Regions from separate parts of the Homo sapiens genome. Here regions 1, 2, 3, 4 and 6 are each linked to region 5. A link is an interaction called in ENCODE POLR2A ChIA-PET data of the cell type or tissue named here. Cell type or tissue: MCF 10A. All regions are shown on one strand. Region 1 has its middle 130 kb from the start of DLX2-DT. Region 2 overlaps LOC107985960 (a long non-coding RNA gene). Region 3 has its middle 70 kb from the start of DLX2-DT. Region 4 has its middle 19 kb from the start of ITGA6. Region 5 overlaps ITGA6 (integrin subunit alpha 6). Region 6 has its middle 77 kb from the start of DLX2-DT.

Evidence for each region. Peaks named below come from ENCODE experiments on the same cell type or tissue, not always from the same donor. Only the 100,000 strongest peaks of a DNase experiment are listed, where the experiment ranks them.
Region 1: POLR2A ChIA-PET joins it to region 5 with 31 read pairs; 6 of 35 experiments call an interaction of 5 or more read pairs at or near these places.
Region 2: POLR2A ChIA-PET joins it to region 5 with 21 read pairs; 2 of 35 experiments call an interaction of 5 or more read pairs at or near these places.
Region 3: POLR2A ChIA-PET joins it to region 5 with 22 read pairs; 14 of 35 experiments call an interaction of 5 or more read pairs at or near these places.
Region 4: POLR2A ChIA-PET joins it to region 5 with 19 read pairs; 4 of 35 experiments call an interaction of 5 or more read pairs at or near these places.
Region 6: POLR2A ChIA-PET joins it to region 5 with 20 read pairs; 14 of 35 experiments call an interaction of 5 or more read pairs at or near these places.

What each region holds. Positions count from the first base shown.
Region 1 is chr2:172,229,701-172,233,700 of GRCh38, reverse strand. No RefSeq gene overlaps it. Among named protein-coding and RNA genes, the nearest start is that of DLX2-DT, 130 kb to the right of the region's middle. In MCF 10A, no CTCF peak of the experiment used is centred here; DNase peaks (open chromatin) are centred at 1,580 and 2,750.
Region 2 is chr2:172,251,432-172,255,431 of GRCh38, reverse strand. It overlaps LOC107985960 (a long non-coding RNA gene), which reads right to left. Exons shown (of 6, transcript XR_001739773.3): 1 at 2,799-4,000. Among named protein-coding and RNA genes, the nearest start is that of DLX2-DT, 150 kb to the right of the region's middle. RefSeq lists an enhancer at 1,342-2,541. In MCF 10A, no CTCF peak of the experiment used is centred here; a DNase peak (open chromatin) is centred at 2,041.
Region 3 is chr2:172,170,582-172,174,581 of GRCh38, reverse strand. No RefSeq gene overlaps it. Among named protein-coding and RNA genes, the nearest start is that of DLX2-DT, 70 kb to the right of the region's middle. In MCF 10A, a CTCF peak has its summit at 1,947; a DNase peak (open chromatin) is centred at 1,941.
Region 4 is chr2:172,406,975-172,410,974 of GRCh38, reverse strand. No RefSeq gene overlaps it. Among named protein-coding and RNA genes, the nearest start is that of ITGA6, 19 kb to the left of the region's middle. In MCF 10A, no CTCF peak of the experiment used is centred here; a DNase peak (open chromatin) is centred at 2,414.
Region 5 is chr2:172,459,385-172,463,384 of GRCh38, reverse strand. All of the region lies in intron 1 of ITGA6 (integrin subunit alpha 6), which reads right to left. Among named protein-coding and RNA genes, the nearest start is that of ITGA6-AS1, 4.6 kb to the left of the region's middle. In MCF 10A, a CTCF peak has its summit at 1,175 (motif pointing right); DNase peaks (open chromatin) are centred at 1,194 and 2,474.
Region 6 is chr2:172,177,751-172,181,750 of GRCh38, reverse strand. No RefSeq gene overlaps it. Among named protein-coding and RNA genes, the nearest start is that of DLX2-DT, 77 kb to the right of the region's middle. In MCF 10A, no CTCF peak of the experiment used is centred here; a DNase peak (open chromatin) is centred at 2,230.

The DNA of each region.
Region 1 (4,000 bases), 230 kb after region 5:
AAGAACATTTTGACTCTGAGATGAAAATATTTCTGAAATTTATTGACATCAATTTCTAAGACCTCTGCTGTGCTCCAGTAGGGAGCCACAAAATAAATCGAACAGTCCCAGACCTCTTCCTCACCCCATTTTATGCTAATAACATACTCTCAAATAACCAGTCATGTCTTTTATGGGGTAACCTTGGGTCTACTTTCCTAACTTGTAGTTAAATAAAATGCATATAGTATAAACATGAAACACCCTGCAATTCCTTGTCCCCTCACTTTAAACCAAGAAAGGAGACAAAGACCAATCAAAAAAATTGTTTAAACCATGTCTTTGGTAACATCTCCTGGTTTGTTTTGGATTAAGGGTCTGAAGGGAAAACAATTGAAAAGCAAGTGTAAATCAGCTTCCCAAAGAGAACACTGAGAATTCCAGAGATCTGCATTTCTCAGGACACTTGAGAATTATGTCCACTGCCCCCACATTCCATAACACTGGGGCAGCCATGCAGATTCACGCAGGACCTGGCTTCATGAACGCAAGGTAAACCATTAGATTCAAGCTGGTCCACTCCACCAACTACCGCGTGTGGTTGCTTGGAACAGCAACAAGCCCACGCCTGCACTAGCCTTTAGGTTGGTCAAGTGGCTGCCCACCCAGGCACTGTCTCTGAGGCAGGGTTAGAATGTCACAGCCCGCCCTGGGAGGACAGGGGTCCTGTGCATGTTAACAAGCTCAGTGAAAGGAGGCAAACCACTTGCCTCAGCACCACATTAGGCTGGGGAAGTATAAACTGGAAACCATGCAAATATTTATCTTCAGGGACCTCCAAGAGACCTCTGGGAGAAGGAAAATAAATCTCTACACGTGTTTACTCATAATGATTCCAACAGGCCCATCTAAAAACGACTCCAGCATTTCATTAAACAGACTTCTTCAATGGTCACCGAGCTGTGTAAATACAGTATAAATAAAGGCACAGATCCTCTTTTCTGGCTGGCTGGAGGTGTCCAGTTTGGATACACAATCCCTTTCTCCCAGACCGATCCCTTCTCTGAGGGCCCAGAAAGCAAGAAGTGTACCGAAGGATGTTGTTTCCCTTTCCATTAGGGTTATTTGTGGAGGGACTTTCATTTTGAAAGCATCTATGCTCATTTTTACAGTTTTGGAGAAACAGAAATTTGAAAAAAGGGCAAAAGTCCTGTGTGAAGAATTTAGTACACTTAACAATCACCTTTGATCTGACAAGAAAGGTGATCGGATTAGTAAGCCCAAGAACATGGTGAAAAATGACTTCCAAATGGTCTCCTTCCTCATCTGGCCGGAATAACAAAGCTAATGTTGGACTCGAGTCTGACAACAAGAAGGAAAAGAGCATGACCTCAGAACATCCTCCTGTGGCAAGGGCCCCAGGTGATGCTGAGAAAGCACTTGCTTTTGGAAAAGGCCCCAGCATGCACACACACACACACACACACACACACACACACACACACACGCATTCCTTCCACACAATGACTTGGTGTAAAGAAAGCAGGAAAATCGCTCTCCAGGCTAAAGATTCCCCCATGCTTGTTATTAGTCACCTTTCCCTCCTCCCAACTCTTACTGGCAACTAGGCCAGGCAATGACTCAGGAGGGCAGGCAGCAGGAGAAGCTGGTTCAGCACCACGGCTTAAAAAACACCAAGGCCCCTTCAAGTGTATTTAACTCAGATTTACTAATCTAGTCACCTAGGGAGAGAAGAAGGGAGCCAAGGAGGGGTGCAGGTGTGTGTTTGGGACAAGGTGGGAAAGGAGAGGCATTTGGGCAATGTTAGTGGAAAAATGGAAGCCCCTGCTTTCCTAAAGATAGCTCATGTAAACCAGGAAGGACTCATTCAGATAACCTCTGCAGGTTTCACCATGAGCCATTCTGCTGTGGGCGACTCTTCTGCCTCCAGTACACCTCTGATATCACTGGTAAAATGAAGGGCCTCTAGCACCACACATTACCTACTGGAGGAGGATGTCAGCAGGTCATGAAGTATAACAGGTTCTCCAGGTGAAAGGGACAGATGGGAGCAACATGAAACTCAGACCTGGGCCAACCGTGAAAGCTGAGTGCCAGGACGCACCAAAGTCAGGCAGAGGGAAGACAATGGCAAACCTCTATGCCCCAGGACTGAAAGATTTCTCCCTGAACATGGTGGGCCCTTTCTTTGAGTATGATGTCTAATTTGGCCAACTTGTCAGATGGTATAAGTCCAAGGGAAACCTCACCTAGCACCGTCTGATGGAGTTTGAGGGTGGCACTTGTAACTGTCCTGCTCTCCTTTGTCTTTGTGCATTCGGCAAACTGTCTCTCCCATCTGGGTTCACTACTCAAGAGACCAGGCCAACAGCTTGTCCGTGCTAACCCTCCACTAATCACATCACAGACCTCCGAGTGCTCCCCACCCCGAACCTTGCCTGTCCTTTCCTGTCAGAGCAGGCTGCTCACACCCAGCCACAATGATGTGATTGCAGCAGAGCAGCTCCTTAAGTGGAACACTGGGGAGGATAACACCCTGCCTGAAATTTTCAACAATCACACACTCCCCAGCCCTGATGTTCTACACAGCACTTCCATTAGCATGATTTGCGACAGACTTACTAACCAAACCCCACTGCTTCTGGCTGGTATTCAGGCCCAAATACAAAGGAATGAGTAAAAGCTGTTTTCTCCCCAGCAGTATCTCGCCTCCTTGGCAGGTGGCAGAGGATGATGTATGGAATAGCTGGCATCTCCTCCTCCTCCTTGGAAAGGAATTCAGCACACAACACTGCTGTCAGCCAACCCACCAGCCAGCTGACTCTCTGAGGGCAGCGGCAGGCCGAGCAGCAAGGCTGGATGCAGCCGCCAGGTAAAGGAATAGGCCAATGAGGCCAAGGGACCTGCACCGGCACTGCCTCTCCCAGGGCCTGAATTCCTGGGCAGCCTCGGCCTCTACAGCCCACAGCCTATGCACCAGCCCACTAAACAAGCCTCCTCCATCCTCATGTGTAATCAATTATGTGAAAATCTCACTGGAACTTTCTTTTAATGTCCTTTCTAAAAGCCTAGCCATTCCATTAAATCTGCCCTTTAATCTACCCATGCTTCCTTTATTGCAATACATACATCAACACATTCCATGAGCCACAGAGCTATCTATAGAATATTAACAGTACCTTTCTTGTAAATGCTGACACATTCAGAATGGCTTCTGTATTTGTTTTATTTGTGTTCTTACACAGTCTGTGCTCCAGAGACTTTGGGGGCTCCTGCCAGGAGAGGCTGGTCATGCTGGGTCTCTCAAGTACTTCTCATCTGGCCCAGTGGTGGCTCCCAAGATCTTTACTCAGGGACCTGGGGCCACAGTCTGACTGGAGGTTTAGGAGCTTGTCTGAAGCTGGCTTTGCAGAGCAATCATGATGCATGTACTGATATTTAATGTTGATATGTAGAGGTTTGGAGTAGAAGGTCATGAAATAATGAGGAACCCAAAACCCTACCCCCATATTGGAGCTGCAGCCAATAAGATCAAGTGCAGCCATTGATTATGGTGCCAAGAAACCCCAGAGTCCTTCTAGAAGGAGCCTCAGAGCCAGCCAGCTCTCCGTCAAAAAGGAGGCATGCAAGATATCCTATTTCAATGGGCAAGTGGCAAGATTTAAAAGACAAACATGAGCATGTAGGTGACATGGAGTACCTAGAACTCACATGTTGATGAGGCAGTAAGCACTGTCATTAATTCAGCTTGTACCGAATAACACACACTATGTAAAAGCCTTGACTATACTAGCTCATTTAACCCTCAGCACAACCTTGTGAGGTAAGCATCACTAGCAACCCCATTTCAGAGACCAGAAAACTGAGCCCTTGTTCCAAGATCCAACAACCAGCAAGTGCTGGTCCCAGGCTTTGAAACCAGGTCTGTCTGGCTATGGAGTTTCCCTTCTCACTACATCCTTCAATCTCCCAGTTACACTAACCTTCACACAGGATTTCT
Region 2 (4,000 bases), 210 kb after region 5:
GGGTGTGTGTGTGTATTGTAAATATATAGAGCTTGAACAGATACAATTCAATCACCATCAGTGATTGCTTCTGGAGAGGGGAGTGGTGGGGTGGAGGAGGTTAAGAGGGCTTTCAAATTTTGCTCTTTTTATTTATCATTTGATTTTTTTTTTTTTTTTTTTTTGGAGACAGGGTCTCACTCTGTTGCCCAGGCTGCAGTACAGCAGTGCAATCGTGGCTCACTGCAATATCCACCTCCCAGGCAGCTCAAGCAATCTTTCCACCTCAGCCTCCTGAGTAGCTGGGACTACAGGTGTGCACCATCACACCCAGCTAATTTTTTGTAGAAACAGGGTTTGGCCATATTGCCCAGGCTGGTCTTGAACTCCTGAGCTCAGGAGATCTGCCTGCCTCAGCCTCCCAAAGTGCTGGGACTACAGGCATGAGCCACTGTTCCCAGCCGGAATATTTCATACTGAGAATATTTCAGGCATTACATGCATAATTTTTACTTTAGAAAACTCAAATAAAGGACCAGTTCTAACAAAACAGCCACAGAAATGAGCTTCCTCTTCCTTTGAAGGCACACAGAACTCTGTGATTTGGTGTTTCAGTAACCTCCATCAAAATGTTCATTCAAACAAGCATTGCTTGCACACCTACCAGGCTAGGGACTGTTGTATATGCCACCTCACTGAATCTTCATAATTCCCCACAAGGGATGGATTCAAAATTTTTTATTTCAAATTTTAGAAGAGTATTTTGGGGTATGTGGGTTATAAAAATGGAATAATTTACGTAGCACTTTCTGTAGCACTTTTCTCTTATACATCTATTAACATTTCTTTCTTCCTCTTAAGAATATGGTGAGGTAGGAAGCTCAAGAGATTATTACTCCCAGTTTATACATGTGGGAACTAAAGCTAAAAAGAATAAATAACTCACCCAAAATCACAAGCAAATTAGGAATGCAAACTAGAAATGAGAACCAAGTCTCCTGATCCCCTAATGTTCTTGCCAGCAGAGCTCGGCTCAACCAGCCCAATCATTCCTGTCATCTTCATGCCAACAGCTGATCACAAAGTGACTGACTGTTAGGCCCCTGTAGTGGTCATCTCGTCCAGTGACCCTCATTCCTGGCTACACACTGGAATCCCCTAGAGAGCTTTTAAAATTTATCAATGCCTGGGTCTCATCCCAGAATAATTAAATCAGAATCCATATGGGTAGGATTCAGACACCTGTATTTGCTAAAAGCTCTCCAGTGATTCTAATTTATAGGCAAAGTTGAGAACCAGCATATCAGCTTTCAGGATAGCAAATAGGTGTCATTTCAGATGCTAACTCCAATTAACAGAATAGAAAGAGAAGGCCATCTAAGAAGGACCAGGAGCTGCCATGTGGGCTCAGAGGGCAGTGAACATTGTTGCCTCAGGAACTGGAGGGACGGGTGGCACAGGAGCTGTGTGCCAGCCAATCCTGATCTAATCCAACTCCCTCACTTTAAAGACAAGGAACCCAAGGCCAGAGAGTTTATGTGATTTACCATGGTAACAAAACAAGCTAGTGGCAGATCAAAGTCTAAACCAGGTCTCCTAAGGTCTAGATCAGTCCTCCATTTGTTTATATAACTGAGTGGCTCCCAACCCGATTCACGACCCCCGGGAAGACGTAAGATCACCCTGTGATTGACCTGCTCTTGCCACCACGCACCGGCAGATTCAGAGGCCTACACCCAGCGCCACTCACATCGCCAAAACAGGCGCCACTCACAGCAGCCCAGCGGCCACTGGGCGTTTCCAATACCAACTGCTCTCCCCTCCTGCCACCATTTGGGTTGTCCTTAAAAGTCAGAGAAACAGCTATTGCTGGGCCTGGAGTTGGGAGCTGTGGCCACAGCTTCCATTTATTACTAAACCATGGGAGAGGCTCCCAGGAATGTGCCTGGCAATGGGCGCCAGGCTGCCTCCCGCCATGCCCCAGGCACATCACTCTGGCATCTAAATCGCTGCCTGTCCTAGAAGCCTGTAGGGGTGACTCACGTGTGTCTGTGTGTATGTGTGTGTGTGTGTGTGTGTGACTCAAGGGTCTGTCATAAAGGCCCCATGAGTCACCCACTTCCTGACCAACACATTATGAAGACAGCTTCAGAATGCACAAAAGCACAGGAAAAGAGCCTGTTGGCCAGGAATGGGTTTTGTGTTTTCAGGAAACTGGTTACTTTTAATATAAATACACATACACAGAGAGCACCCAAGATAAAAGTCAACAAGCTTAGTGTCTCCTCATTGAGACAATGCTCTGTTCATAATGGTTTCTGAAAAATTTTTATTATGGCAAAATATACACAACATACAATTTACTATTTTAACCGTTTTTAAGTGTATAGTTCAGCAACATTAAGTCCATTCACACTGCTGTGCAAACATCGCCACTATCCCTCTTCAGAAATTTTTCATCTTCCCAAACTCAAAGTTCATATTCATTAAACAATAGCTCTCCATTCCCCTCTCCCCCAGCCCCTGGTAACCACTATTCTCTGTTTCTTTGCATTTGACTGCTGTATCTATCTGTAATGTTTTATTTCATTAATCTTTTAGGGTTTTAAAAATTGCATTGTTACCTCTTTTTCTAAGGACAAACACGGATAATCCTTTGGCTTCTTGTACCTTTCTTTTAGAATTCCCTAAATGTAAATAGAAAGGACTCTCTGGAGTTTTTATTCTCACGGGGTGGCTATAGATGGAGAAGCAGAGATGACCAGGGGCTGTTTCAATTGAGCAAAGAAGTTTGCCTTGGAGCACCAAACCCAACACACCTTGGTTGCTCACACAAAGAGGTCCCGTTTGCCACAATCCAGTGCTCTCCCCGGGTGGGTAGTGGTGGCTGTGAAAGGCAGCCCGCTTATGAGCCAAACTGTGCATCTGGGGTTCCCGCCCTCAGCAGCTTTCCTGGGAAACCAATGAAAGAGGAGAGAGGAGAACGCTGGGCTCTGGGAACTGGCGTAGTTGGCCGGCATTTCTGCGGTTGTTCATACCGTGCCTCCAAGTGCATGCGCAGACCAGCTCCAGCTCTGGGCGCCTCTGCAGGAAGCGGGAGGCTGGCGGCCCATGAGGACTGCAGCTGCTTGCACTCACTGTCCCCACGGGTGACCTCACAAAGCACACTTCCTTTGCCTGCCCACTGCTCTCAGAGGCAGTGTGGACAACCCCTCAGTGTATAGGCTTGAGAGAATCAGAAAGAGGTCCACTGCTGAGCAGCACTGTTGGGAACTTAGCCTAAGCAAAGTGCTTAGCCTGGGGTCCATGGACGCCCCACCCAATGGCAACCATGACCACAGAAAGCCAACAGTCTCGGGATTAGTGAATATTCTGAGCTCAGACTATGAATCCACTGACCTAGGTGTTTAATGAATATGAAGATATAAATGGAGTGAGCCCTTCCTTCAGAGCGCTCACAGCCTGGTTAGGAAGCTAGGACTCAGAGCCTAGGTCTCCAGCTAGGTGAAACTGTGCCGGATACCGTGTTCATACACTGTGTTCATACGTGGTGAAGAAGGTGCTAGCAGAGTTGGCTAGCTTCAGGAGGAAGCTGAGTCCTGAGACTCTCAGGGGCAGATTCCTTTATAAAGGTGCGACCTTTTTGGAGTACAGTTGTACATCTGAGAGGTTTTTAAAATTTTTGATTTTTGATCTCTTTGAAACAGGCCTCAACCATATGTTCCCAAGCCCCTGGGTTGCTGACTGGCAAGAGGAGAGAAGCCACTCCACCAAGCTGAAACAGTACCTGTCCCTCACGGTGGGGAGCTGAGGCAGCCCAGCAACCAGTCAATTTTTGCAGGACCAGAAGCACCATTAGAGGCCTTGCTTGCTGATTCATTTCCATACCTCGTTGATCTCCACCCACAGAACAATATGTAGAAGCATTTTCAAACAGTTCGCACCAAATGCCCTCACTAACATTCCAAAGCAGCTACAGAGGAAATTAATGGTTTCCTTCAGAGGCTTTTATTTATACAAA
Region 3 (4,000 bases), 290 kb after region 5:
TCAGCCATCATGCCCGGCCGAGATTTACACATTTTAAAAGGTAGGGCAAAGAAGCCGGGCATAATGGCTCATGCCTGTAATCCCAACACTTTGGGAAGCTGAGACGGGTAGATCACTTGAGGTCAGGAATTCAAGACCAGCCTGGCGACCATGGCAAAACCCCGTCTCTAATAAAAATACAAAAATTAGCTAGTCGCAGTGGCACACACCTGTAGCCCCAGCAACTCAGGAGGCTGAGGCAGGAGAATCGCTTGAACCTGGGAGGCAGAGGTTGCAGTGAGCCGAGATCACGTCACTGCACTCCAGCCCAGGCGACAGAGCGAGACTCCGTCTCAAAAAAAAAAAAAAAGAAAAAAAAAAATCAGGTAGGGTAGAGGCCAGCATTAGAAGATGAAAACTGTAAGGAACTAAGGAACTAGAATTTTGACTTGCTTCTTTTACGTGCAAAAAGTATGAATTCTTTCAGAAATGGGGTCCTGGCATATTATAACCAGAGATTAACTGGTCATGTGCAAGAAGGATAAAAATCATTTGCAATCCAATAATCCAATAGAAATAGGAAAACGATGTGAACCATCTGCTCATAGAATTCAAGTAGCTCTTTTTTCATGTGGAAAAGAATAAATTGTACTCACAATTTAAAAGATGAAAACTAGAATGAAATTCTACTTTTAAAGCCTATTTGCTCACCTTGGCAAATATTTTAAAAGTGCGATAAACCTAGTGTGAACAACGAGGGAAATGGGGAGCAGTCACTGATGAGCGTATCAATAGGTACCACCTTTGGTGGTCAATTGGCAAAATCTATAAAATTTTAAATGCAAATATTTTTCAAGGAGACAATTCCACTTCTAGGAATGTATTCTATAGACATGGTTGCACACGTACTCAAAGATATACACACAGATGTTCACTGCAGAATTGTTTGTCATAGCAAAAGACTGGAAACAACCGCCATATCCTTCCATCGTGGCCGATAGAATAATTACGGGGTGCTGGTATAACATACAGAACACCAGGCAGCCATCTAAAAGAATGCCGTACACCCACACATGCTGATGTGAGGTCATCTCCAAGATACATGATAAAGGGGGAGCTGAGGCGGCAGGGCAGATGACCCAGTTTGGGGATGGGGACGCATTTGAAAGGAGATAGCCATATACTTGTGTTCTGGAAGGAATCAAAAGAAAATATTAGCAGTGGCTGCCTGCTCTGAAAGGGGAAGAGGCTTCTGTACTGTTTGAATTTTCTACCATGTGCACTTACTATTTTTTCCATTTTTAGTTAACTAAAAAAAAAAAAGAAAGAAATAGCCATTTAAAGCAAGGTAGAGGGGAGGGAGATTCATGGTACTCTGAGCTCTGCTGTCACAAGGAAAGAGAGTCCACATCCCACCCAAGCACTGAGCAACAATGGAAAGTCAAACGCTGGAGGAGGAAGCAAGGCCAAAAAAATATTTTTTTAATAAAATAAAAAAATTTATGTAGATATAAAGAAAATGATAGCAACGCAACGATAAAGGCATTGGAGTAGCACTTTCCACCAGCATATTGCTAGTCAGAATGAGTGCAGCCCGGCGCGAGGACCACCCGTTTCCGTGACCACGACTGGACCCCTCCCCAGCCCACTATCCTTGGGGTCCGCTCGTTCGTGCCGTCCGAGCCGTCTGTGGGGGCGACCCAGGCCCGGGCGCCTAACTCCCGGCAGCGGGGCGGCAGTTCGCGCTTCCCCAAGGGTGGTGCAGGTCAGCCCCGCAGGCGGGCAAGATCCTAGCCCCGGGACGTGCTGTCGTGTGTGCAAACTTCGCTGCGGTCTGAAAGAGCTGTCGGTCGGTCGGGGCCCCGGAGGCCCCCGGCACGGCTGCAGTTGCGCCCGGGGCTGAACGCGGCGTTGGCTGCAGCGCGCTCCCAAGCCGCCCCGCCCCGGCCCACATTCCTAAGGCCACAGTGCGACCCAGCGGGCCGCGGGGAAACTGCGCCGGACCACGGCCCGCCACCGCCCGAGCCCTCACCTGCAGCCTTCCAGGAAATGTGGCCGCGGGAGCAGCTTCCCTCCTCCTTCCTAAATGGAGAGGGCTGATCTGTTTGCCAAGACAATGTCTAAACCTGACCCTTCCCTCACGCTGTAGAAGAAAATCGAAGTGCTGGAAAGTTCCGGTGGAGGGACTTGGAGGGATAAAATTCAGAATTCCAGACATCTTGTAATTTATGAAGTCAAGGAAGGTCCGTTTCTACCTGAAGAATGACTCTAATGATTTAATAAAATCTATAGACACTAGGCTTATAAGCAGGCTCGACCAAAATGCCACCTGCTTTGTGACGTTGGCCTCTGGCTAAGTGGAAATGTCCCCTGGCTCGCTGGCTTTCGCGGCCATTGTAACAGTCTCTCAGCTCTTACCACGTTCCCTGTGAATTGAATCTGCATGTCATTCCCTTTAGCAGAACCTACAAGCTCCATGAAGCAGAGATCCTATCTTCCTCATCTGTCTTAGGAATAGGCACCAAGACAGAAAGAAACCCTGCAGCAGTTAAGAACAGGAAAGAAAAAAGCAGCAAAGTCACAACAGCAACACTCACTCGCCAATTTTATTTGTCACTTAACAAGTTTATTGGGCTGGGCGCGGTGACTCACATCTAAAATCCCAGCACTTTGGGAGGCTGAGGCCGGTGGATCACCTGAAATCAGGCGTTCGAGAGCAGCCTGGCCAACATAGTGAAACCCTGTCTCTACTAAAAATACAAAAATTAGCCGGGTGTGGTGGTGCGCGCCTGTAATTCCAGCTACTCGCGAGGCTGAGGCACAGGAATCATTTGAACCCGGGAGGCGGAGGTTGCAGTGAGTCAAGATGGCACCACTGCACTCCAGCCTGGGTGACAAAGTAAGAATCTGTCTTAAAAAAAAAAAAAAGTTTATTGAACACCAAATAACCATATATTATGGTGAACCTTGATCCAGTAGACCAGCATTTTTCAATGGATGCCCTCTGCACTTCAGTTTCAGGCCATATTAATACCATATAACTTGAACATCAGGGCACCCTGAACATATGGTGAGCCCACGTGTTGCAAGAGAAAAGTTCCTCAAAAAAAAAAGTTGCGGTTTTAGGAATTCTTTTAGCCAACTTGAAAACATAAATGTTTAGGATATATATGAGTTAAATGTCAGTGTATAGGATTGGATTTATTCATTTGGTTACACATAAAAGCTTAAATCACACATGTGAAATAACACATTGATTTTGAAATAATGCTTTTTTTCTACTCTGACATGTTATGAAGCAATTTTATTTAAACTCTTACCTGAGTTTTTCAATATCTTAGTCAGAAGAAGAGACGTATCTTAGGGCATCTAACACAGTCATTTTTATTTACAAACAATATTTTTTGAACCCATGTGTGAGCTACCACCGGACATTTAATACTAAGCCATAATTTGATAAATTCAGAGTTTTAAAAAATGTATCCTATAGGTATAGATTTGTGATCTCTTCAACATATTCACTAACTGTATTGCTTTTTTGTCATTGCTGATTTACACCAGCACCCAGTCAATAGTCACATGGGGAGGTCAGGCCCTGCATCAATCAGTAAGGGTCTAGCTACAGAGAATAAGGGTCTAGCTCCTGGCTAGTTTGAGCAAGAGATTTGTAACAGGGTGTCATATAACTTCCAGAATCACCGAACTGGAGGTAGTAGGGGAGAGTTTGGCAAGAAACAGACTCTAGACTGAGCTTCTAGTAATAATTCCAAAGTCACATCAGATAATTGGCCAGAGAACAAAAAGCCCCAAGCCAAATCTGGCTCTGCTGCTATGGCGGCCCCGTGTGAAATGATGCCACCTCTGCTACAATCAAGAAGCTGCCGGCCAAGCTTGCTGCTGCTGCATATCATATCTGCTACCAATCACAAACAAAAATGAATGCCACCTTCCAAAGCCAAGATTTATATAAGCAAGTGCATCTGAATGTCAGAACCTAAAGTACATCCAAAATTCTTACTGC
Region 4 (4,000 bases), 52 kb after region 5:
TGTACAATGTAGTATGTAACAGGCTGTTCATCATCAAATCACATCCATGCTTGCAAGTGACTCAAGTTGAGCCTGACATATAGAGTGACCAGGAGTTTGGGCACTTCATGTGCAGTTTCCCTTCCCCACTCTCCACAAGACCTCCTTGGGACAGATTCCATACCTGAGGGAATCAGGTCAAGACCGAGTGAGTCATCAGCTTACTTCAGGAACCCACCTGCTGGCTCCAGAGTGGCCCCGTCAGAGCAGGAATGGCTTGGCCAGAAGAACATCACTGAGGGTGCCACCCTCTACCAACTCAGCCCCTGAGCTAGGAGTAATTTAAAGGAAAATGGGTGACATGGCCCTTATTTCTAAGGTGCTGCGCTAATGAAGAGAAACTTGAAGGCAGACTTGTCTCCATGTGGGAGCATGGAGTACAAGATCTTAATCCCAAATACATACTTGTTTCATGAGAAACCCTGAGCCCTCCATGTCTCTTGGTCCTCCCTCTCCCATACTTATAAAGCAGGTTGGGCTGACTTTTCTTTGACTGACATGTCATACACATATAACATACAACATAGACCTATATGACTACATATATGACAATGACCGAGTTGCTATGTTTACTTGAAGTTGGGCTTTTTAAAAAACAACGAGGTTGGGCATGGTGGCTTATGCTTATAATCCCAGTACTTTGGGAGTCTAAGGCAGGAGGACTGCTTGAGACCAGGAGTTTGAGATCAGTCCTGGAAATTTAGTGAGACCCTGACTCTACCACAAAAATAAATTAAAAAAATAAAAAAATTAGCTGAGCAGAGTGGCATGCACCTGTAGTCCCAGCTACTCAGGAGGCTGAGGCAGGAGGATCCCTTAAGCGCAGGAGTTCAAGGTTACAGTGAGCTATGATCACCCCATTGTACTCCAGTCTGGGTGACAGAGCAAGACCCTGTCTCAATCCGTCAATCAATAAGGACAAGAAAGGAACTATACGGTACTCACTACTCAAAAATCTTGGTTTAGGAACCACTTCAGAGGTCATAAGGATTTTTGTGCCAAAAGAGACCTTAGAGATCGTGTAAAATTCAGTCTTCTCCTATGTATAGAGTTAAGGAAACTGAGACCCATAAAGGGTAAGGGGCAGAGCCAGGCCCAGCTTGTGAGTCTCCCTAATCCTAACAAGTACTTTCCCCAGAAAACCAGATTAAAATGAGAGTGGCATGTTCTTCTTCTCAACATCGCAACACACTAGGATTCATAGGGTTCTGCAGTGGCATACAAATCATGCAGTTGTAGAACAAACACTTGGCAGAGGCTGAGGCAATTTCATGGCTTCCACTGAGGCTGGATCTTCTGCCTTAATGGGGCACAATAATCACCAGTCACTGCCACCAAGGTTCCATACAAGGGCTTGCAATCTGCCTGGTTTCACACCATTTCTCAAACCAGAGGTCTTGTTGAGAAGAGACTGAGAAAAATCACCCCTCCTGCTGTAGGAAGAGGCTCTACCCTAAATTACATTGGTTTATTTCCACAAGTTCTTCCTAAAGTCAATCAGATCAAATCAACTTATTCTAATATGCCTTGAATTGTGCTTGCTTGTGACATCAGTGTGAATCCAGGTTAATTTTTCATATGTGAATGAAATTATTCTAAATAAAAACTGTTTTTAAACAGTTAAAGTATGAGTCACATGCTCAGTATTAAACAAAGAAACTTAGACAATAGAAGTGTATAAAACAGAAAGTGACATTTTCCACCCTGTCCAGTGCCCCTCCCTTGAGATAATCATTGTTAACAGTTTGGTTTACATCCTCCCTTTTATGCCCGTAGGAACATGTTTATAAGTATTTGGCTTTCAAACCTTGACTAATGTTTAAAAGCTCCTGTTTAAAGATCATAAGTCAAACTTCCTATTAATAATGCATTAAGCTCACTTTTGGGGTCCTAAAAACAAAAATAGTAAGTGCAGAATGAAAGCAACCTGGTTTTCTGTGACTACTTTTGGCAGGTTACCTCAAACAGGCAAACAAGTCAAATCTGGTAATTTAAAAACAGGACTCCAGCCTTGACCATAGTTAATAAGAACTATAAAACCAAATTATTTTCCAGTGCTATTGTGTGGAGTTGCAGAAAAGTCTCAAGCCTAGGAAAGTTCGATTTAATCCTAAATGTTATCTTATTTACCACTCATAATGAATCTACTTGGCAGAGTCTGGTGCTCTGGTTATTTCCTTTGGTTACAATAGTAACTATGGCTAGGGTGCTATTCCCCTGATGTTTGGGGAGGTGGTTATAAGTTGGTCTGATTTGAAGGACAAGTCTCTCTAGTCTCCCCATGACTAAAGCAAGTCCACACCCAGATACCCGAGGGTTGTGTCTCTACATGCCACAGCTGAGGCAATGTAACCTCAGGTGCTATTTATCTGAAGGGCTTCCAAGGCTGCTGAGCTCCTGGCAGCTGTTCAAGAAGGGACACCTGCATTTGGGAAAGAATAGTAGCTTCCCATGGCAAGCATTCACCGCTTGTGGACCTATAATTAGAAGGGGATAACATCTTGCAAGCTGACTGCTTGTTCTCATGGTCTCAGAAAAGCGATTAGTTTCCATTTCATCCCTTGTAGCTGAATAGGACACAGGGGGTCAGGTACAGGGAGTGCCTGTTTAGCACAAGTGCCTGATGAGGCTCCCTGCATTGTGGTCCTGGATGCCTTGTCCTGGTTAGCCAGAGGAAGAAAAAAGGTACAGCTTAAATAGTGTCAGAGCAAGCCAAGGCTGAGCAATTTTTGTCATTGCCCCTCACTTTCCCTCTCAGTTAGGCACAACTTTGACCTCGAACCTAAATTTCACCACAACTTTCTCTATGCCCCTGGAGTGCTGTTTTCTGCCTCAATTTATTCATCTGCAGAATAGGCTTAGCAGTGCCCATCTCTAAAGGAGGATCAGCCAGTCCATGCCAAAGATGGGTGTTGAAAATATAGATCAATGTCACAAAGTCTCACTTATAATAATCACAAAATACTACCCAATTTCTTCTGTTACCCTGGAATTTTTTTTTTACATCAATTACTACTTGAAGTAAGCTGGGGTAATGTTTTCTCAAACTGAGATTCACAAGTTCTGAGATAATTTTTTAAATTCGGGGCTTTTCTTTGGATTATGATCTAAGAAAAGTCATATCAGAGTGTTCTGGCCCATCAGGCTGACCATCTTGTAACTAAATACTGGCTTGAGTTCATTATCTGTGTTTGTGTTTCCAAGAGAACTGGTGCTAAACTTTCAATGTCGTATGCAACACTGTACACAACATCGTATACAAGACAGTGCACTAAATTTATTGGACAATCAACATAGTCGATCAATGGATAAAAACAAATATAAGAGCTAAAAATAACAGTGATAGGAACAATTAAGCCTCAAATAACGGCTCATCATATTCCAGATCAAAAGCAACAACCAGCTAGTGAAGCATGAAACAACCAAACACATCTTCCTCCTATTCAATCCAACACCAGCAATTTGGTTTCCATAAAATATCATTTATCACATTTTAAAAATATTCCTCATTTGAATTTCACTGATTTTTACAATTATGGATATTTAATTGATAAATGTATTTTACCATTATACTTGTTTAAGGGTCAAAAACCTAAGAAGCATATAACTAGTTTTGTTTGATGGTAATGAAGTAATGTTACTTAAAAAAATAATTTGAGTCATCACTTGGGCTAATAATTTTTTCCATGAAAAGCTGTATATAAACTAACCAAATCTGAGAAATACTGAATGAGGGCATTAGCTGGGTCTTGGTGCTCTTACTAAAGAGAAAATCTCATTCTAATGTTACCTATTAGAAAAGAATTTTGTCAGTAACTTTCCAGCAGAGATTTAAAGCTAGTAGATCTTCCTAATATGATTCATAGTCTTCTTTTAAAATGTGCACGCCACCACACCCAGCTAATTTTTGTAATTTTAGTAGAGACTGGGTTTCACCATGTTGGCCAGGCTGGTCTTGAAC
Region 5 (4,000 bases):
GGCTGGGTAAGAGATTTCCTGTAAAGGTAACCACCAGCAAAGAGAAGCCTAGAAAAAGCAGCACAGGAGTCCCATTGTCTTAACTGTGTGTCTTCCTAACCACTTCCTCTTCTCACCCACACCCAAGGTGGCTACTAAGTTACCTAAGGCAGGCACAGGGCTTATTTCCTGTTTATCCCATTCCCACATTCGTTCACCTATTCACTCAACAAACGCTGATTAAGAGCCTCCTAGGATGAATAAGGAATTGCCCCCACTCCTCAATCTCTGGCCTGGGGAAGCCTGATCCGTGAACAGGTCATGAGGTCATGAAACCACAGGGAGCTAGAGGCAATGAGAGGATGGTACAGAGTGCTGTGGGCACCAGCACCTGCTGGAGAGGAAGGGAGGATGTCACTAAGAGATGACAGCGGGACTGGAGGTGGCCAGGTAAGGAACACAGCATATGCAAAGGCTGCAAGGGAAGGAGCCAGAGAAAAGGGAGAAGAGGGACACAATGGGTGACAAGAAGGGGTCGAGGATCAGCAGCCTGGTCAGCAGCGCTAAAGGACGAAGGGTCAGAGACCCTCTGAACCCCAGGCTTCTGTAGCCTGCTGTGTCCTGCAGGGTACAGCTGCTTTTGGGTGTCCTGTGGTTTAAAAAGCTGTGGAGGTTGTCCCATTTACATGCCCAGTCCCTCAGAGTGGGTTGGCTTCCCTCAGCCTCTATCTGCCACTTGTTCTCCACTCTCTGTAACTAATACGTGTGGGACAAAGAATAGGCATTTAACTCGAATTTGTTGGCTGGTTACAGGGGCTGTGGTGACAAAATTTCACAAATGCCCACACCAAGCTCTTGCAGAAGAGGTCCTCGTGTCTTACATGCGGCGGCTACTGCAGATGACAGCAGACCACATGGCAGGATGGGGGCAGCAGGCTGGTTTGGGGAAAAAGGACAACAGATTCGAAAAGAGACCTGCAAACGACAAGAGAAATGTACCCACAGAGAATAACGTTAGCTGTTGCACCGCCTCTGGGCGAGCTCAGCCTGCACATGGTCCTGGCACTGTCCTTCCTCCACCTCAGGTGGTCCCACAGGGGATGGAGGAAGCAGGAGTGTTCCACCGCCCCTTGCAAATCCCCTGGGCAGCCGTGGGAGGAAGAGCTGACACCCAGCAGCAGAGGGCGCCCCTGCTCCAGTTGCGCCCGGTCTCCTGGGACCCACCGCGATAAGGTGGCAGAACCCATCACCGAAAGGTAAGGTAAAGCTACACCTTGATGAGAGAACACAGTAACCCCAACCACATTCAGCAACTGGAGGCGCCTTCATCCTCAAGGTAAAGCTGCCCTCCCTGGTTTGGGAAACAAGCAAAGGCTCTTAATTCGCCTGGAACCAGCCTTAAAGGCAGGAGATCACAGCCCATTAGCTGAGGCTGTGCCTAGCAGGAACAATAAATAAGGTAAATAGAGCTGTGTCCAAACAATGACAGCAGAGAACAACCTATCTACTTCCTAATCTAGGTCATTTAGGGTCTGGGTGCTGGTCTAAGCTGTTCAGGACATGGTTGGCTCCTGAGCTAGCAGAGTGGGTACAGGTCCAGGAGGGACAGTCTACACCTAGGAGGACCCTCAGCCCACACAAAATCCAATTTATGCTCAAATTCCAGCTTTCTTCCCTTTCCCTCCAAGGCCCTTAAATGCCAAAAACTGGGCCCAGGCCACCCAGATGGTTCAGTGTGAAAAGCAGGTACTCTCTGGGCACTACCAGGATGCTCACAGCAACTCCTAGGACCAGGGCAGCTGCAGCACTCATTACTGACCATCCCAGTACGTTTGAAGGAGGAAAGAGCTATGTGACAACTCGACCTTCAGAGCCACAGGGACCAAGGGATATGAGTTAGGGCCTTTGTAGGGAGGTGATAGAAATTAACAGAGCAGAGCCTGAGAGGTCTATTCCCATATGCGGTCAAGGCAAGAAAAACTAAACAAAGGGCAAGAATCTGGGTGTGAACTAAGATCATTTCAAAACCGGCCAGTGGACAATGACCTCCACTGAATTTTAAAGCTGCACCGAAATAAAAACTGCCTTGGGATTTCAGCATATCAGAAACCCACACTTAAAAGGCAAAACTCAAAACCACAAAATCATCTTTAACGATAAGAAATAAACACTGAGATACTAAAATGGAATGTAAAAATCTAACGATATAAGTATAACAGTAACTGGGAATATGATATAAATTCAGGTCTTTGGAGTCTAATCAGAGCTCTGGGCACAGAGACTCAGGACTCACTATCATGCTATGAACACAAGGTTATTTCAAAATTCTTCAAGTAAGCCACATCCGTTTCATATATTCAAGTTCTCCCCCAAAGAGAGCTGGTATACTTTTGCATAAATACTTCAAATCAAAAGTTCTAAACACTGGGACACTTTTAAAACTCCAAGAACAATGGCAGCTTTGCTTCACTGTCTTTGGCAATAATTCATTTCCTCAAGGATTAAAGATTCTGCCCCTAGCTATGCAAGCTGGTCAGAGGAAACATGAAATATTGCACCATTAGAACAAGAACACTATTATTGCTTAATTTAAAACACAGCCTGCTTAGTTTGTCCAAATTAAGACCTAAAAAGTTAGAAAGTAGCATTATGTGGCAATTGTGTCACCTTTACATTTAACCCATTTTCAAACTCAGAATTTAATTTTTGCTAAAGTAATAAGTACAAATGATAGGAAATCAAAAAATAAAAGACTTAACGGTAGAAAGCAACAGATTCCAAACTCATCCCAAGCCCCACACTCCGGACAAACCTCTTACTTTTCATTCTGGATTTACTTCTCCATAATTCTGGATTATTATATATGTATTGATTTATCAGCTTTAGGCAATAACTGTTGGCCCCATAATATGAAAAGGAAAGAACAAACTGCCACCTCCCATCCTATGTTTAATAACTAGATTTAGTTCCTCTATTTGCTACTCTGAGTTTTAAAGATTTAAACCTCTATTTTCCCTTCAACTTTTGACAGAAATCTTGATTCCCTAGTTAGTGAGACAAAGCTATGAGCATTTGGATTCTTCCTTCCAAACTTTCCTCTTAGTTTCTCCATGTCTTGCTATCTACCAGCTACACCTTTACACTTACAGGACCTATTACCACTTACATTTTGACTTTTAACCACAATTCAGTCATCTATTCTTTTACATAGCCAAATAAGTATTACTCAGTGCTGAACCAAACTGTATTCTGATTTTCCTTTTTCTGTCTGGGAGCAGTATCAGAAGCCCTCAGCCTCAAAAGAAACTGTTCCTAGCATTAAGGTCAAACAGACTTGCTATTCTTACATTCTATCAATTGCTTTGTGTACTTCACATTTGGACCATGACTCTTGCTTTCCTTGGCTTTTCTCATTGCCTTTCTTTTTTCTTCTATTGTTCACCTTTATCCAAGCCTCAATCTTCTCTAAGCTCCCAAGCCATACCCGCGTTAAATCAGGATCTCATCTTGGCTCACACTCCCTTCTCAGAGCCCCTGGACCTTTCTGCAGCAATGTAGACCTGATGTTCTGCCGGGCCTGCTACACAGGATCATGCTGGAACAGCCCTTCATGGCTATCCTGGGGTAACTGGATTTGATCTGGGATCTGATGTTCCCCCTTGTTTGAATTACTTTCTTAAATACTGTCCTAATAGCATATGACAGGTAAACTGAGTGTGACTCTGCATATACAAAAATGTCTTTATGCTGCTCTCACTCTTGATAGTTTGGGTGTAAAACTCCAGGTTGAAAAACATTTTCTTCAGAACCTTGATGGCACTGCTGTAATTAATTCTAGTATCCAGTGTTGCCAGTGGAAATTCTGGTGTTAGTCTGACTCTCAAAAGGGTAACTTCTTTTTTTTGAGACAGTCTCTCTCTGTTGCCCAGGCTGGAGTGCAGTGGCATGATCTCTACCTACTGCAACCTTTGCCTCCCGGGTTCAAGTGCTTCTCATGCCTCAGCCACCCAAGTAGCTGGGA
Region 6 (4,000 bases), 280 kb after region 5:
CCATTTTAGACTTACATACAACCTGTTGCTGCAGTTACATCCCCTAAGATCTGATGGTTTTAAGATCTACTAGGGGATTGGGGGAAGGGTGTTTTGTTATGTTTTGTTTTGTTTTGTTTTGTTTTGTTTTGTTTTAGAGAAGGGGTCTCACTATTTTGGACTCAAATTCCTGGGCTCAAGTAATCCTCCAGCCTCAGCTTCCCCAGTAGCTGGGACTACAGGCACAAGCTGCCATGTCTGGCTCTATTTGAAAAGACAATTTTTTTTTAATGTGAAAGCATCCCCAGAAGTCAAACAGCAACACAGGAAATAAATGAATGACTTTTTTAAAAAGTTAGCAATTTAATTGTGAAACTAAGTCCAAGTCTCCACAGCAGATATTGAACCAGACAGGTTCACTGTTTCAACAAACATATTGAGTACCTGCTATGGGCCAAGAATACAGCACCTGCTGAGCCTCGCTTGGGGGAGGTAGGATGGTCCAGTATGGAAGAGACAAAGCTTATCTATCCCAGCACCTCCAAGAGCATCCAGGGCTCCAGTGAGGGAACAATGGTTAGTGACGCATGCAGCAAAAATGAAGGACCCCCTTTTCACTTAGATGACCAGAGATACCATCATGGGGGTATCAGAGCTGTGTTTAGAAGGACAAGAATTTTGGCCAGGCGTTGTGGCTCACACCTATAATCCCAGCACTTTGGGAGGGCAAGGCAGGCGAATCACCTGACATCAGGAGTTCAAGACCAGCCTGGCCAACATGGTGAAACCCCATCTCTACAAAAATAACCAAAAAAAAAATTAGCCAGGCGTGATGGTGGGTGCCTGTAATCCCAGCTACTGGGGAGACTGAGGCAGCAGAATCGCTTGAACCCAGGATGCGGAGGTTGTAGTGAGCTGAGATCGTGCCACTGCACTCCAGCCTGGGCGACAGAGTAAGACTCTGGCTCAAAAAAAAAAAAAAAAAAAAAAGAAGGACAAGAATTTCAATAAGCAAAGCCATGAGGAGAAAGCAACGCAGAGAGAGGAATCTGAGGAAAACCAAGAGAAATGAGACAGTTTCTGGTGTTTTTACCTAGGTCATCTCAACTCTAGATGACATCCGGCCACTAGACTCCAGGAGCTGGGGCATCTTTCCTTTGGCCTGAAAGCTGAAGGGAGTGAAGCAAGGACAGGCATGGGAGGGACTATTCGGAGGCAGAGGTCAGAGAGAAGGAAGAATTGTGGATGCCTTCTTGACACATTGGCCTTAGGGCTGCCCTGTCAGCCCATCCCAGTCACTGTCTCTCTAACCTGCTGGCTTTTTCAGACAGTCTTGGGGATTATTAGGTGACAAGAAGCAGGTACTTGGGGGAATTACATCGGATATGAGCATTTTCAAACTAAATGTCAGTTAGTTCCCCTGTCATCACCATAGTCCAGAAATCTGTGCTGATATTTGCAAACAGATAAAGGACACCAGGGGCCAGGCACAGTGGCCCACACCTGTAATCCCAGCACTTTGGGAGGCCAAGGCATGAGGATAACTTGAGGCCAAGAGTTCAAGACCAGCCTGGCCAACATGGTGAAACTATTTCTCTAAATAATCCATCCTACTCCCTTCCCTGCTTCACTCCCTTCAGCTTTCAGGCCAAAGGAAAGATGCCCCAGCTCCTGGAGTCTCCTGGCTGGATGTCAGCTAGAGTTGAGATGACCTAGGTAAAAAGACCAGAAAGCTGTCTCATTTCTCTTGGTTTTCCTCAGATTCCTCTCTCTGCATTGCTCTCTCCTTACGGTTTTGCTTATTGAAATAAAGACTTGAAATAAGACTGTCTGGAAAGGCAGCCTCTACAAAAATTACAAAAAGCTGGGCACGGTGGCACATGCCTGTAACCCCAGCTACTCAGGAGGCTGAGGCACAAGAATCACTTGAACCCAGGAGGCAGAAGTTGCACATTCAGCAGAGATCATACCACTGCACCACTGCACCACTGCACTCCAGCCTGGGCGAAACAGTGAGACTCTGTCTCAGATAAATAAATTAATAAAATAAAATAAAATAAAAAGTAACACCAGGGAGCCAACTCGCAGAGCTGAAGAACAGAAGCTGCCGCTGTCATCTTGTAAAATTAGCATAGGTACCCTCGTGTGTGGCCACAAGCTAGAGAGGAGGTCATTACACCTTGCAATTTTCTCAGACACTTGCCAAACCACCCAACAATGAGCCACCTTCCTGGTTAACCACAGGGAGGGCTGAGGGTGGGGCAGTCACAGGATCAGACTCTGGCTCTAACTCAGCCTTGGGGAAATGTTGCTCCTTCTGGGAAATCCCTCATGGCTGCATCTGCTGCATCTACCATCAATGGGCAATGCCTGGCCCAACTCAGAGCCACAGGTCCTCTGGTCATGCCAGGTTTGCTGCAGAGAGGAGAGAAGAAAAAGGAGGAATGCATTGTAAAGTGCCTTAAAGTTCTCTGATGAGGAGTGATTTACATAAATCTGGTCACATCCACACTATAGAACATTGTGTGCTAAAAAAAATGAAGGCACTCTACTGTGCTGACAAGGGAGGTCACCTCCATAATATGGTACTAGGTGAAAAAGGCAAAGTGCACAGCAGACATAAGAGAATGAGCCCATAGGTTTATGTAAAGTATACATATATTCTTGCAAATACATAGGACGTTTCTGGAATGCTATATTAAATAGAAGTAACTGTCTTATTCCTGGGGATGGGGGGGATAGAGGGAGTTTCATTTTCACTTTTTGCCCTTTTGTACTACTTGCATAATTTTTAAAAATAGTTAAGACCTTTTCTAAATTATATGATGAATGAGGCCAAGAAAAACTATTATAAATATGTCTCTATGCTAACAGAAGCTAAAAATAAAAATCATCTTCTTACTTCTATCTCTCTAGCCTAATACACATTTCTATATTAATACCACATCTTGGCAGGCATATTAGGTGCTGCTTCTACACAATAGGGATTAAGCTTTATGGTGAAAAAAAAATTAAAGGTGAGCAGATGTACAAGTTTGATTTATGGAGGCAGACAAAAACGTGTATAAACATTGAATAAATAGAGAGCTGATACACTATATTCCACCCAAAAGCCTTTATAGTGGACCTTTATTGGTCTGGCCTGGTCAGCATCCCTTCCCTCTTTGTCTAGAAACAACAGAAGTACCCTCATCTGACTCCATAGGATCCTGGAGGGGTTGTCTATCATGGTACCCCAAATCTGCCTCTGTCAAAGAGATGGGCCCACACACTGGCTGGCCCACTAGAGCACCCCGTTCTCCAAGCCACGGTTATTCATTGAGGAATAGGCAAGTGTCCTAAGCTGGACCAATCCAAATCTTCCCTAAGATCTGACACATGGGCACTAAAAGGGAAATGTTGCCTCTCTTCCTCTAGGATGTTGAGCTATACAGATCATGAAGGCTTGAATAAAGCCAGGCAGAGGTAAACAGAGTTGAAAAATGGAGGGCGAGGGATAGAGCTGATAACATCACCTGAATTCCTGACTCAGCCATGTTTGAAGCCATAATCACCCACTTGGATTTCTCATTTGTATGAGTCAATAAATTCCCCTTTGTGGCTTAAACTGGATTTTGCTGGTTTTCTTTCCCTTGCAACCTAAAGGGTCCTAGCTAATTAGTATCACCATTTTCTCACTGGAGGCTTAAAAACCCATTCCATGATTGTGAATATCAGCCTCATTTAAGATCCAAAATTAAAGTTTATATTTTAATATTCCAAATATTAGTTTAAAGTAGGATATCCTATTTGTTCTTCAGGAAAAGGAGGCACAAGGAATTTGTTATATGGAATTTCCCCCAAGGTCATACAATTCATCCGAAGCCAAGTCCAGAATAAAAATAATTTCCTAAACCTTTTCTTCTAAAAAAGAAATGCTTTATTCTATGTCAAAGTAAAGTCAAGAGTTATCTGCAAAATCTGCTAGGGGAAGTAAAAGGGAGATGAACTTGTGCTGATGATGTCAGTCCAAGAGAGAACA